Linked DNA regions of Homo sapiens: regions 2 and 3 are each linked to region 1. Evidence: chromatin contacts called from ENCODE Hi-C or POLR2A ChIA-PET data. All regions are on one chromosome and are shown on one strand. The core of a region is the stretch at or near the end of the contact, and the rest is flanking DNA. Distances in the headings are between cores, read along the strand shown. Region 1 holds the start of NTMT2 (N-terminal Xaa-Pro-Lys N-methyltransferase 2). Region 2 overlaps LINC01681 (long intergenic non-protein coding RNA 1681). Region 3 holds the start of KIFAP3 (kinesin associated protein 3).

Region 1 (4,803 bases), core at 1,116-3,615:
AAGACTTAGACGGGAAGATTGCTTGAGGCTAGGGGTTTGAGACAAGCCTGGGCAACATAACGAGACCCCGTCTCTACAGATAAAAAAAAAAATTAAAAAAAAATCCAGATGTGCTGATGCATGCCCATAGTCCTAGCTACTCTGGAGAATCAGGTGGGAGGATTGCTTGAGACTTGGGAGATTGAGGCTGCAGTGAGCCATGATCACACCCCTGCACTCCAGCCTGGGTGACAGAGCGTGACCCTGTCTCAAAAAAAAAAAAAAAAAATTCATGGACAATGTATGAATTCATTGTATCTTGTGGCATTGTAACAAATAATCCCCAAACTTAGTTGCTTAAAATAATAAACACATTTCTGTGGATTAGTAACCTGGGTATGACATAACTGACTTAGGGTCTCCCATCAAGTTGCAGCCAAACCGTTAATTGGGGAAGGATTCGCTTCCAAGCTCACTTACACTGTTGTTAGTGGATTTCAGTGTCTTCTGGGCTGTTTGACCTAGGACTTCAGCTCCTTGACATGCAGGCCTCTCCACATGGCCACTCACAATAGGCAGCAGTCTTCCCACATGGCAAACAAGCAAGTGAGAGAAAGAAGACACCTAAGACAATCTTTTAATAACCTCTTCTTAAAAGTGACATCTCATCACTTTCACCATATTTTATTCTTCAGCGGTGAGTCCTTAAGTCCAGCCTATACTCAAAAAAAGAGGATTACAGGAAGAGGTGAATACCAGGAAGAAAGAAGATGGGGATTCTTATGGACTGCTGTGGACTGAATGTTTGTGTTCCATCAAAATTTTTATGTTGAAATTCTGAGCCCTAATGTGTTGGGATTTGGAGATGGGGGCCTTTGGGAGATAATTAGGTCATGAGGGTGGAGCCCTTATGAAGGGGATAAGTGCCCTTATAAGAAAAGACACAAGAGCTTGATTTAACTCTCTGCCATGTGAGCACACAATGAGAAGAGGGCAATCTGCAAACCAGACAGAGGGCCCTCACTAGACATGGGATCTGCCAGCACCTTGATCTTTGACTTCACAGCTTCCAGAACTGTGAGAAATAAATGTTTGTTGTTTAAGCCACATAGTCTTTGGTAATACGTTAGAGCAGCCTGAACTAAGACAGGGGTCACATTAGAAGTTGCCTACCATAATGTGTGCATTTGTGTATATTAGCATGTGTATATGTACAGGCAGGGGGTCTGTGGGTGCACATGGCATAGGGCCAATAGTGTATTGAGATCTTACACATTTTCCTGTTAGGAACATAAGGGGAGGAAAACAGTAGTCATGGTCCCTGTAGGGAACAGATGGAATTCACAAATTGGGAATTCGAACTGGTTTAATAAAGGGACTATTTACAAATATGTGGGCAAGTATAGGAAAATTACAAGGAATTGGGCTTGTCACCTGATACATCACTCCCCCTGGGCCTCAAGCAGTCAGGTGAAGGAGAAATGAACAGAACCAGGAGAGGATATTTGTATGAGAAGACCCTGGTCAGACGTATGACCTTTTGTTAAAGGATATGGTCAGCTCATGGCATTTCCACAGAGAAGGTGCCAAGGGAATAAATACCTTGACCTCACTTTCCTCCTGTCTCCTCCTGGCACTATCCATTGGCTAAAGCCAACTAGAAGCTAGAGGGCAATGGAGTCCACTGATGTAGGTCAGCCTCCTGGGGAACACATAGTAATGTATGAAGAGTGGAGAGTGTATCCGGAGGGACAATCAGAAGATACCCGGTACAGAAAACAAATGTACTTAAGAGGAAAATTATATTCAGAGTAGGCAGAGAGGAAGAAACAGGCTTACATGAATAGTTGTTGTTTACAGCAAGCTAGATGGAAGAGTTTGCTGACAGAGAAGGATATTTAACGTCAAAACAAGCTTTCAAATAATTGCTTCTCTTGAAGATCCTTCAAAATAGGAAACACATACACATTTCTATGAAATTATTTGGGAGAAATTGTACTGATGAAAGGAGCATGAGTGGCTAAGATGACTTTGAAGGGTCCTTGTAATTTGAGGATTCAGTGTTCTACGAGGAGTGATGGAAATCAGGGAACAAGATCTCTTGCAAAATATTCACAACTCTTTGAAATGGAAATTAGGCTATTCCAATTTAGAAATCAAATTAAGGCAAATATTCAGGGTGTTAGCAGGCTGTGCTCTTGCCTGTTTGAAGTGGTGGCTAAAGGAGAGAGGCGTGCTTTTTCCTGGATGAAGCAGGATCTCTCTCAGCCAGTTTTCATCCTTACTTAGCACCTGCTGGCTTGGAGTGGTGTCACCCAAGCAATCAGACGGAGGGACGTGCCAAGAGCCTGCCCTCCCCTCCCACTGTGTGCTGCCCCTCCTCCCCACACCCATGACAGCCTGTCCTGATATAGATGGAGAGGGGACTGGTTTAAAATGACAGTCTCAAGTTCATTTAGAAAGAGAAGGCTAATTCAAAGAAACAGCAAGGCAAGCTTCCTTTCTCTGTAGGAATCATTATTATCCCCCTTTGTCATGGCCCACCGGGGAGCCCATTTTGCCTTTAGATCCCGCTGGCAGAAGACCGACGATGAACTCTGTAGACATAGCATGTCTTTTATCCTTCACAAAGCCATTCGCAATGACTTCTTTCAGAGCTATCTCTACCTGCTGGAAAAAATTCCCCTGGGTAAGTGAGTCAGAGCTACTAGATAAGAAACAAGAAATGACTGATGGGATTGCATGAGGTCATGGGGCTTCTAGAAGAGAATTTAAAACAAGGACACTTTTCAGACAAAAAAAACTCCACAACCAATGTCACTGGGCTGAAATGTTTCAGTGGAATTCTTTATGGAGAATACAAAGATTAAGTGCCTAAAATAGAGTCAGGACTTTATTTTGGGATTTCCATGCACCCTCAGGCACTGTGATTTGCTTCTCTGGGTGTCTGTTGCATGAGTATCAGGCTTGTAGAAACTCAGACATGTTTAATATTTACAAAAAATTGTAATTGGGCAAATTTGATAATTCAAAGATGAGAGTATTAATGCATTAATACATTGAGTAAGAGTTAAAAAGAAAGACTAAATAATGATAGATCAAAATGTGCTTGGGTTATGTATGTATGTTTCTGTGTCTGTGCTTGTGTACACACTTACAATCCTCTGCGGTCTTCTTGAATCACAAGAATAGTCAGAGAGCCTAAAAAAAGGAGATTTTAGCTTGGTTTTTGAATATTAAGAAGTCAGTGGTCTGTCTCCATTTTTGTTATCTCCTCTAGTTTTCAGAGAATTGGACAATAGAGCAATAAAAAGCTTATCTGTTTTGCCTACTCTACTTTTTTCAGCCTCTGTGAAAGCAGTTACTTCAGGGCACCCTAAACAGCACTGAAGAGGAAATAACTTACCATTAAAGAGTAAAATACCCTTCTCCCTTTGATTTGTATTTTCCCCCAGTGAAAGCAAGAAGGCTGTGTATCAGCCTAGTCTGTTTTCTTAAGGTCGTTTGAAAGCCCCATTGTGCACTTGATGTGGTCAGGGTTTCCAGCTGTCGAAGCAGCTACATAATTCTTTGTATTGCATTCAAGCAACCGAATGTTAGCAGCCTACCAAAACCTTTTTGTAAATCCATTTATGAGGGATCTTTAATTCTAAACATACAAATACCTTCATCTCATATTTATATAACTTCTTTCTAAAACTTTTTATCGTCTATGACTTTATTTGATTCTCATAGTCACACTATGAAATAGATAGGGTAAGTTATCATTTTTTTTTCTACCTATCTTCCCTCCTTCTTCCTTTCATTTTACTTTTTCAAAGGAGGGAAGTAAAATTCAGAGATGATGATATTTAATCTAGATAGAGTAATATGAAAGCAAAGACCAAAGTCCAGGGCTTTTTTTTGGTAGATCACACTGCCCATGAGTAATTCTTTTAGGACGTATAATACATCTCATCTATATCCAAAAGGAAAAAAAAATACAGCAGTTTAAATGGAAGGTGATGATGTTCTAGTCACTTCATATACTGGCAAAGCATTGCTTTTCTGGAGACACTCTTCAGGCCATACCTCAATAAGAGTAGGTTGGTAGCTTTGGTTTTATTAGACTGGAGAAAGATATCAATTACAACAGCTGAGAAGAGAGTCACTAACAGGCAGATGACTGTCAAACTTTAAAAATATTTACTAGAGAGAAAAAGAAGTCACCTTTGAAGGCAGCTGAAGATGAGTTAAAAAGTTGAATACAATAGTCTCTTCTGAAAAGCAGATGAAAATTAATTTGGCACAAATGGACTATAATTTATATTTAGTCTCAATCCCTTTTTTTGTTCAATAAAATCATTTTGATTTTGTGTTTTTCTCCTTTGTAAATATGCTAATGTTTTACCAATGAGTTTTGACCTTTTAAAAAAACATTATTATCAAAAGGCAAAGTTTTTGACAAAATATTCCACTGACGCCCAATGTAAAATACAGGAAAAAGGGAAACTTTTCTGCATAGGATTGGGGGCAGGACCCTTTCCTTGGTCTATTCTCTTAGACTTACCACTGTCTCCTGAGGCACTCCTTTTTTTTTTTTTTTTTTTTTTTTGAGATGGAGTCTCACTGTGTCGCCCAGGCTGGAGTGCAGTGGTGCAATCTCGGCTCACTGAAAGCTCCACCTCCCAGGTTCACTCCATTCTCCTGCCTCAGCCTCCTGAGTAGCTGGGACTACAGTCCCCCGCTACCATGCCCGGCTATTTTTTTTTTTTATTTTTAGTAGAGACGGGGTTTCACCGTATTAGCCAGGATGGTCTTGATCTCCTGACCTCGTGATCCGCC
Region 2 (4,803 bases), core at 964-3,463, 75 kb after region 1:
AGAATTTTTTTAACAAAAAATATGTTAAATACTTCTTAAAATAGACTGTTTATATTATGGATCAAACTGAATTCCTAAGTTTAACTATATTTTTGGTAATTTTTTCTCACCTACCTTTTGAGAAACCAGATTGTTTACTGATAAAATAGTAAACCTTACATTTTTTGGTCTTCTCATTTGCTCTTCTCATTTAGTGACTCATGCCACATAATGACTGGCAGTAGCTGAATAGTTAGCCTTTCCTAGCCTATGAATATTTTAATAGGTCATTCTGAGGGGTCCAACTTTGTATACTGAAGGACTTAATTTTAAGGTTTAGAAAAGTTGTTGGCAAACTATAGCCCACCGGCCAAATCCAGCCTACCGTCTGTTTTTGTAAATAAAGTTTTATTGGAACACAGTCATGATCATTTGTTTACATATTGTCTCTGGCTGCTTCAGGGTTATCATGACAGAGTTGAGTAGTTGTGTTAGAGACCATATGGCTTGCAAAGCTGAAAGTGTTTATTATCTGGCTTTTTATAGGATGTTTGTCAACCCCTGACGTAGAATAATGCATGGTTTTATTGAGCATCTTGTCCAGTGCCCTTTCTGAACAGATGAGGCCGCTGAGGCCTAAGAATTTAAGGTACACATCCAAGATCACACAAAATGTAAGGGGAGAGATCAGGATAACAAACGGTGGAGTTTTAAACATGGTGAAAAGCAAGTGGGGGAAATCTGTACAGAGTTGAGGTCTTTTGAACAGTCTCATCTTAAATAATGCTCCTGAGATTGCATGATTAATATGAAAAAGCATACTAACAAACCCAAGAGGAAAATAAAAATAATAAATGAAAATCCCCTTCAACCTGTGAAATCACCTGGATTTTATGACAGTGGAAAAGACTCAGTTCAATTAGTGGCTCTGTGCCCCCAATACCCATAAAACCTGCATTTTGGGACATTCATATGTTCTTGTTATATATTAGATAAATGAGTCCCCAAAGAGGCTCTAGTGTATCAAGTTACTCAGTTTAGAGATTTGGGAAAGAACCTAAAAAATTGATTACCAGACTCCAAAAGGAGACTGCAACAACTAGGGGCTGGGGGTTGTCTATAACACTGATCTTTTCTAAAAGGCTGTCAGAGAAACAAGGGCTACATGATTTAGTGCCACCTCCCAGGCTCTTGGAGAAACACTGAGGAACAGAACACAGACTGGTTGCCACGTTGCTATCTCTGTCTTTCATTCCACTGAAGAGTCCTCTCTACCTGCTTTCATTTTACTTCCTAACCTCATGTTCACTTTTTACCCCCTGTAGTTAGGAGGTGGCCCTGCCACTCCATTGAAATAGGGAGGGTTTTTCAGCCCTCACCTCATTTGACCCCTCTGAGATAGCTGACATTTTTGCCCACGCCCTTTTGAATAATGTTCTTTCCTCCCTTGGCGTCTCTAATGCCGTGTTCATGTGATTCTCCTGACTTGTTGCCACTCACCAGCCTCATCTTTCATCTGTCCTCCATTCTCAGAGGTGGGCTATTCCTCAGGGTTATGATTTCTATCTTATTTCCATCTCATATATTCATCTAGGAAATTTATTTATGCTCAGAGCTTTAACTACTAGCTAACTGGGGTTGTCTCCCAAATCTGTTTTCAGTCCACGTGTCTCTTCTGAACGATAGCATTTATTTCCATGTGTCCACAGAACACCTGTAGTCAATGTGCTACGAGTATCTCAAACTCATAAAGTCCAAAGTTGAAACTATAATCTTTCCCCTACACCTGATACCTTCTCTGGTATTCTAAATTTACTAACCATCTACTCAGCTCTCTCCAGTGACTCCCTGGATCTATAAAGAATGAAGTTTCTAAATTCCACAAAGCCTTCCATGACCTGACTCAGGCTAGCCTTCTTGTATACTTGGTCTCCATTCTGCAGACCCTTGCTTTCCTCATTACCTTATTTCTGTCCCTTTATTCTCCTTGGAATCACTTCCCTGTTGTTAGTTCAATAAGCATCTATTCAACTTCCAAGATTCAGTTCAAGCACTGCTTTCTCTGTAATCACCCCACAAGATACCGGGCACTAGAACAGGAAGGCCAGAATCCTTACTTCCTCACCTTTGCACTTTGAAGAGCTCTGGAATTCATCATCCTGACAGAGCAACTATGTGGCAGCAACCTGCTCCTTTTGGGCAAGGCTCTAGCTGACTGCACAGTTTGTTGTGGAATTTTCCAGTTCTCCCACCCATCTGGGATTATCTTACTAGCCTTGCTTTAATAACTGCGGGCCAAGTGAGTGGTAATTCTTGGAGTAATTTTGACAGAGTGTTGTCAGTGAACATTCTTCTGGAGAAAACAACGCAATAACTGGAATGGGGACAGCCTGGTTAGGAGCAGAGTATAGCACATTATTCAGCACTTAGTACATTACAAAGAGGTAGCATAGTGGGGTTAAAGAGCATGGAGTCTGGAGTCAGAAGGCCTGAGTTTGAATTATGGCTCAGCTACTTACTAGCTTTGTGACTCTGGACAAGTTTGTTAGCCTCTTAGTGCCTCAGTTTCTTCATCTGTAAAACAGAGATGGTGATAATAGTACCCCCCCCCCGATAGGATTGTGGTGAAGGGTGTGTGTGTGTGTGTGTGTGAATATGTATATGTATATATGTGCACACTCATATGTTTCTTGGAATAATGCATACTATTTAATGTGTTACCTCTTACTATTTTTAGCTTGTTAGGTGACGAAGGGGAAAACCAAATTCAGTAGCCTTGAGAAAGATCATTTTCAAACAGAGGGTTGAGTAGTCTCCCTCTTTCACACCAGTAAAAACAACCAAACTCTCAACTCTCCAATTAAACTGCACACTGAATATCAAGCCTATATACCTTGTGTTTGTTTAGTCCTTTATACTAGGCAAATAACTTTCATTTACTGGTATATTGGGTTGCAGTAAAAGCAAGAAAAGAATAAACAGACTTTTGAACATACAATTCTTTTTTTTATGTGCCAATACTTTGATGAATATCTCCTTAAATAGTTTGAAAAGCAATTATAGGAACTTCAAACACTAGGGAGTTTCGAACACTATTAACATGAACCACTGTGGACCTCAGTATACATGATCTCTATGGCATTTGCTCCTCACAACCACCAAATCCCAAGAGATAGCATATACAGGTTTATTGCCCTCATTTTCAGTACAGGAAAACAATAAAAAATTAACATACAAGTTCTATTTTCTGACTCCCTGTCTGATGTGCATTCCATTGTTCTTTTAAAAAATTTTAACTTTGTTTTACCTGTATAATATTTTTTTAAAAAGTCGGGCTGTGCTGAATCAATTCGTACCCTAGAGAGTCTATCTAGAGGCCCTCAGTGCCCTTCTGATAACTTTTTCCAGATTTCAGAAATTTTTATCATAATTTTTATATCTTCACTGTTACTGATGGTGACCAAGAACCCTAGTGGTGCAAAAGAAACTAAGGAGAGCTAGGGGATAACAAGAAGTAGAAAATAGTGCAACAAAGAAAACAGATGTATTATCTATTTGCCTGTTGCTGCTTAGCCAATGCTTTGTTGTATGGCGTTACTACGTCTGTGTATCTACTTCTCTCTATTTCTAGCACCACCAACTACTCTGTTCCATGCTACCATGATGTCTTGCCTGAATTGCCATGATATCTTCCCAACTGATCTCCCTAAGACCACTCTGACACACTTATAATATATTCTCCAATTTGTTGCCAGATTTACCTTTTCAAAATACAAATCTGAGCATGCCCCTCTTCTTTATTTAAATCCCTTCAGTGGATTTCTTTTGGTCTTGGATAAAAGCAAAATTCCTCAATGAGGGCTATAAGACACTGCATCATCTGGCCCCACCTGCTTATGGTAGAGATTGCAAGCTGTTCAGTAATGCCTATTCCTCTTGTTCCTGTGACAGATAGTTTACAGTTTCCAGATTCCCTTATTGTTAGTACCTAGCCCATAAATACCTTCAGTGTGCATTACTCATGATCTTGCCAGGTGACTTCAATGGCAATACTCATGATGAAAGCCGCATCTTGAAGATAAAGAGTAGTATCAGCATGAATCTCTGAAGTGGATCCCCAAGGATCTTTCATTACCATCCTTGACCTGTGGTTTCTTGGAAGGTTATGTGCGAAAGAAATGCATACTTATTATAAGCTATTATGGGGTCTATTTGTTGCTGCAGGCAAGTCTACCATAATTAATATGTCGTATCTTCTGTCTCATCTATCCACAATACTGCCCATGCCTCATTTCTCCACATCAGCTGAATAAATCTTTCAGTTCCTCATCCTTGCCATGCTCCTTTATCCCAGGGGATCTTTGCATATGCTATTAACCCTCCCATTAATACTTTCTGGTTAAATCCTTCTCATCGTTCAGGTCTCAGCTCAGGTATAACCACTTCCTGGAAGCCCTCTCTGAACTCAAGTCCCACTATTAGGCTCATCTCTTCATGTACTTTTCCATAGATCTTGTGATGGTTGTGACTATGCATTTGTGTTTGTGCTTATTTAATTATCTTATGCTCCTTCACTAGAGTGTAAATCCATGAGGGCAAGGATGGTGTTTGTTTGGCTTATTTAGCATCTATATAGTGCCTTGACATAGAGACAATCAGTAATATTTGTTGAATGAGTGAGTAAGATTGTGGATTTTTATCATTGAGAAAAAAATTTTAAAATACTTTAAAGTAAAATTTATAGCTGTAAGTTGTGATGCAAAAATATTTTTTCCCAACATATAATATTATTTGGATACTTTGTGTTTAAAGGCTTTTAGTAAT
Region 3 (4,803 bases), core at 577-3,076, 71 kb before region 1:
AATTGAGAAATGTATTTTTCAACCTTTTCAGACTCTAATCTCATTTTACTTCAAACATTACATTGACTGGCTTGGTTTTAATTTTGGAACTCTAGATAGTATGTATTTAAAAGCAAACAATAGGTTGAGAATTATAAGTCACAGTATGCCTCAGTGTCCATACTGGTACGATAATGTTAAGAAAAACTACCTCTGACACAAATATATTACATGAAAATCAGCTAATGGTATAACAGCGGCTCTTTGTTCCAGAACAATTTTGAATTTAAAGTTAAAAGGCAATTTATTTTCTTCTGTCACAAAATTTTTAACCAAGGTATTTTAAAAACCAACGTTAAGTAAAATTCAGTGAGGAAATAAACACTGATGTAGGCTTATATATTCATTTAAAAATTTTTACTGACAAAGTCTGGCTATTTGCCAGTTTCAGATATATTTACATAAAATAAAAAAGACAGTCAATATATGCCTGTCTTGCCAGGACAATAGAGTTGATTTATTTATTATACAATTGTTTGAATCCCTTCTATGAGTCTACTAACACTTGGAAGATCTTTCTGTGATGATGAGAGCTCAGCCAAGCCAGAATAAAAATATTCACTGCAAGTGTATTATGACTTGAAATAATACCACCACCTTACATTCATGTTTCATTTTTTAAAAGTATTTCATCTTTCGTCCTTGTATCTCTCAGAAGGTAACGCCTGTCCCATTTTCAGATGAGGAAACCGTGCCCAAAGGAATACATGCGACTTTTCCAGGGTATTTACTGAATCAGTACTGAATTAAAATTTTTTTCTATTGGATCACTGCTTACTCTTGGTTCAGTGGGAGGTATCTTTTTTTTTTTCCAAATCAGGAATGATCTGAGTATTTGCCAGCACCCAAATAATCCCAACAGACTACAATTTTTTTGAGTAACTGATACTATATTTAAAAGAAATTATGGCCTATTTTATTGTCATCAAACTTCTGAACAAACCTCTTAATAATTACTAAATGTCCTACAAAAATTATGTTGTATACATGGGAGTCAAATGGATGACATGGATGCGGAAAGCAGAAAGAGACTGGAAATCAACATCTCAATTCAGCCTTCCAAAAAGTAGAATCCACCACTTCTTTCCCCTTCATCATTTCAAAAGCCCATGGCAATGAACCCCAAACTGAGGCCTGAGGGCGGATGCACCAGACTTTATTCCCAGGCTCTCATGGGATTTATCTATTATGGGAAAATGGAGAGTCTGGGAAGAGGCGAAAAAAAAAACAAAAGACGCGGTTTACCTTGCCCTACCTCCCTCTCCCCCTGGAATAAGGTGATGTAGCGAAGAAACCATCTTTCAATGCTGTCAGGGCTCCGCCGAGTCAGGTCAAAGGACTTTGAAACCCCCCCAGAGCTCTCCTTTTTTCTCCACTTCACCTTTTCCCTCTCCTTTCGGTGACTTCTCTCCCTGCTTCCCATCCCGTCTGCTAAACTAGCGTTGCCCAGTGACATCTCACAGCCAACCCAAGAACATCTTCAGGGCCCTGGCAAGGAGGGTAGGACAGAGCCTTGGGGAGTCGTCACCTTTTGAGGTATCTGGCGTCCTCCCCTTGCATGGCGGCAGCGGCAGCGGCGTGGAGAGGATGGGGTATCTTGAGAGGCAGGCGCGGTTATTTCCGGGGACGGTGGCCAAAGTACCCTCACACCCAGAGGCGATGACAGTCCTGAGGCCTGCAAGGCGGGGCAGCAGCGGCGCTGTGGTTACCACGGTGAAGCCTCCAGCTCCTCCCACAGCTTCTGTGCCCCAAAACACTGGAGCGGCCCAGACCCGCCCAGAGTCGCCTAAGCCGGGCCGTCACGACGCATGCGCTTGCTCTGCACCTCTTGTATGCGCAGGCTCAGTCTGAGGCGGTGGCCTCAGAGTTTGACGCACCGGGGAGCCGAGCAGGGAAGTTTTGGTGCAGTTTTGAGCGTCCGTGTATAAGGAGTGGCTCCGTAGTCACCGCCCCCTTGAGGATGGGAATAGAAAGGGCTGTCAGGTCAGCTTGAAAGGAGAGAGGGGAATCCGATAACCTTTTAGTTAGCGAATGCTATACAGCAGTCCAGCTAATAAGGGAGGTTTCTATTTGGGGGCCTGAATGGCCCTGATTGCACTTACAAGCTCTAACTTATGGAGATAATCTGACCGTTGTACAAAATGGATATAACTTTGAAGGCGGCAAGTCTGTCACTTTGATGTCTTAAATCTAGAATACACCTCCCCCAACCAAAACAAACAAACAAACAAACAAACAACAGCAACAAAAAACAGTTCCTGAAATTCCAACTCCACCAATTATCCTGAACTCAAGGTATGTTTAGAATTGCTTCTTCTGAGGCAGGCAATTGTTAGCAGTGCAGGGCATAGGAAAGAAGGGTTCTTTTTTAACTGCATGTTCTCTGGTTTAAGATCTATTCCCATGGGTTCAGCTATTATGTCTATGCAAATGATATAGGTTCATTTATTTGGTAAATGTGAATTGAGGGCTGGCTGTGTGCCAAACACCAAACCAGGCTCTAGGGATGCAAAGAAAGCACCTCTACTCCCCCTGCTCACCTATAATCTTGTCACTTATTCACTGTCTTCTAGTCCTGTTTTCCCAGTTGCTTTGAGACGTGCACGTAGTTGCTCTGCTGCTTTTTTCAAATGTAGTACATTGATGCAATTATTGATTATCCGTTATGTGTAAAACACCATGTTAAGGCACTGCATGGTATATTAAATATAGAAATACAGTCCTTACCCAACAAAATATATTTTTATCTTCCCACCCATTCACACCAGCTACACTATTTCTGTAGATGTTATAGTCATTCTTTCATTCTGAAAGGGAAGAAAATTTGCAGCTAATTTTGACTCCTTCCTCTGTATCATGCCCTCTTACTAAAGTGTTACAAAATTCTATCTTTTCTTCCTTCAAGATATTCAGGTAGTCCAGTTTTTTTCTACATTCTTACTTCTACCAATAGTCTAATCACTTTATACCTAGAGTACTGCAATTCCTTCCTCATTGGACTTCCTATTTTTTGTTTTTCTAAATATTAATTCTGCAAACTAATGTAAAATTTTACAAATTATCATTTATAACACCTTTAATGGTAATATAGCAGGCTAGATTACTTTAAAATCTTCACAATACGTAAAATTGGAAGACCAAAATATACATTAAAATGCATAGATAATATAACAAGGATTTTTGGAATGTAAGTTAGCTCCTTGAGCTCAGAGAACTTATTTCGTTCACTTTTGCATTCAGCCCATAGTTGTCACTGAATAAAAATTTTGGTGTTGAAAAAATGCAAACCTGAGCTTGAAAAAACAATAGCAACAACAACAACAAAAAAACCTAAAGAAAATGCCCAGAGGCCAGAAAGAAAGAGAGAGCTGGAAACCAGAGCAATAAATAGATAGCTGAAACTGGGACTGAACTAGATAAACTGTCTGTCTGTGGCAGGAAAAGTACAAGATGAGCCTGGAACATTTTATGCTTGACAGTAAGGACATAGTCAGAGACTAAGAAGATAAGATTATGTAAAAAGGACACTGGTGAATTTGAGGCAATTTGGGAATCAAATGGAATTACTGGGATTGATTTAAGACATTAAATAAATAAAAAAAAGAAATCCATAATGATACTCAACAACATAGAAAAACAGGGAAAAAAGAACCCCACTTCCACTGGAGGCAACTACTGCATCAGATCTTTACTCTGAAAGCTGGTAATTAAAAGAAAGAAGGATTTAATCTAATGCTTTTGGAAATAAACCAGATTTCACCTCCTTTTAACAAGGAAAAGCTCTTCTTAACAGAAAATACCTGGTAGGAATGGAGAAAAATAATGATAGTTACTATTTTGCAAGCACCAATAAACAATGGATTCAAATAAGCCCTATTAATTTACTTTAAAATAATTTAAAGTGAGGCAAAGTTTTACCCCGCATATTTCTTTATAATTCTAAAGGAAAAGAAATGTTACTTTACAATGAGGAGATCTAGCTGTCAGCATTTTAAACAGACAAGCAAACAGCATCATTAGTGAGAGGTGAACCCAGCTGGACTTCTGGGTCGGGTGGGGACTTGGAGAACTTTTCTGTCTAGCTAGAGGGTTGTAAATGCACCAATCAGCACTCTGGGTCTAGCTAAAGGATTGTAAATGCACCAATCAGCACTCTGTACAAACGCACCAATTAGTGCTCTGTGTCTAGCTAAAGGATTGTAAACGCACCAATCAGCACTCTGTAAAAATGCACCAATCAACGCCCTGTGTCTAGCTAAAGGATTGTAAATGCACCAATCAGCACTCTGTAACACCAATCAGCAGGATGTGGGCGGGGCCAAACAAGGGAATAAAATGTCAGATTATTTTGTAAAGTTGAATAGGCACATACTCTAAATCTCAGCAATTCTACTCCTAGTTCTATACTTCATAAAATTGTTCCAAAATCATTGGAGAAGTATTGAGCTTAGTAGAAAATGAAAAACAGAAAGACAATAACAAAATACTTTTGCAGGAGAATGAATGAATACATTTGAAATATTCACACAATACAATAATATGCAGCAGAGAAAGTTGATGAACTAGAACTTTACATATGACATGGATGAATATTAGAAACATGATACTGAGTGAAAAATTGTGGCAGATTAAATACAGCATGATGCTTTATTTAAATTGCACTATAATTTAAAAACAATAACATGCATTCTTCTTGGCCTACAGTTCTCTAAGTTTTGAAAAACTCTTAAGTCATATAATTACCTGCACAATCATAGAGCAGTT

The links. A loop is a pair of places that touch in the nucleus more often than their neighbours do. ChIA-PET counts read pairs that join two places held with the same protein, here RNA polymerase II (POLR2A). Pooled maps may share reads with other maps.
Region 2: a map of cardiac septum shows a loop between it and region 1 (3-fold over the local background). The contact joins the enhancer-like site here to the promoter of NTMT2 in region 1. A Hi-C loop is called at or near these places in 3 of 168 maps with a recorded cell type or tissue (Right ventricle myocardium inferior, cardiac septum and endothelial cell of hepatic sinusoid) and 2 of 50 pooled maps.
Region 3: a loop to region 1 is called in a map of heart right ventricle, with 15 times the contacts of the local background. The contact joins the promoter of KIFAP3 here to the promoter of NTMT2 in region 1. A Hi-C loop is called at or near these places in 10 of 168 maps with a recorded cell type or tissue (Right ventricle myocardium inferior, Right ventricle myocardium superior, cardiac septum and 4 more) and 9 of 50 pooled maps. POLR2A ChIA-PET finds 5 or more read pairs at or near these places in 2 of 52 experiments (GM12878 and OCI-LY7).

What each region holds. Positions count from the first base shown.
Region 1 is chr1:170,143,594-170,148,396 of GRCh38, forward strand. It overlaps NTMT2 (N-terminal Xaa-Pro-Lys N-methyltransferase 2), which reads left to right and starts at 2,366. Exons shown (of 4, transcript NM_001136107.2): 1 at 2,366-2,668. The coding sequence starts at 2,515. RefSeq lists enhancers at 1,947-2,478, 2,479-3,009.
Region 2 is chr1:170,218,963-170,223,765 of GRCh38, forward strand. All of the region lies in intron 1 of LINC01681 (long intergenic non-protein coding RNA 1681), which reads left to right. Among named protein-coding and RNA genes, the nearest start is that of LINC01681, 47 kb to the left of the region's middle. Within about 2 kb of position 2,214, at least 3 of the 41 ENCODE cell types and tissues checked have a DNase peak (open chromatin) inside an H3K27ac peak, as active enhancers do.
Region 3 is chr1:170,072,869-170,077,671 of GRCh38, forward strand. It overlaps KIFAP3 (kinesin associated protein 3), which reads right to left and starts at 1,827. Exons shown (of 20, transcript NM_014970.4): 1 at 1,568-1,827. The coding sequence starts at 1,599. RefSeq lists enhancers at 1,636-1,695, 1,756-2,055.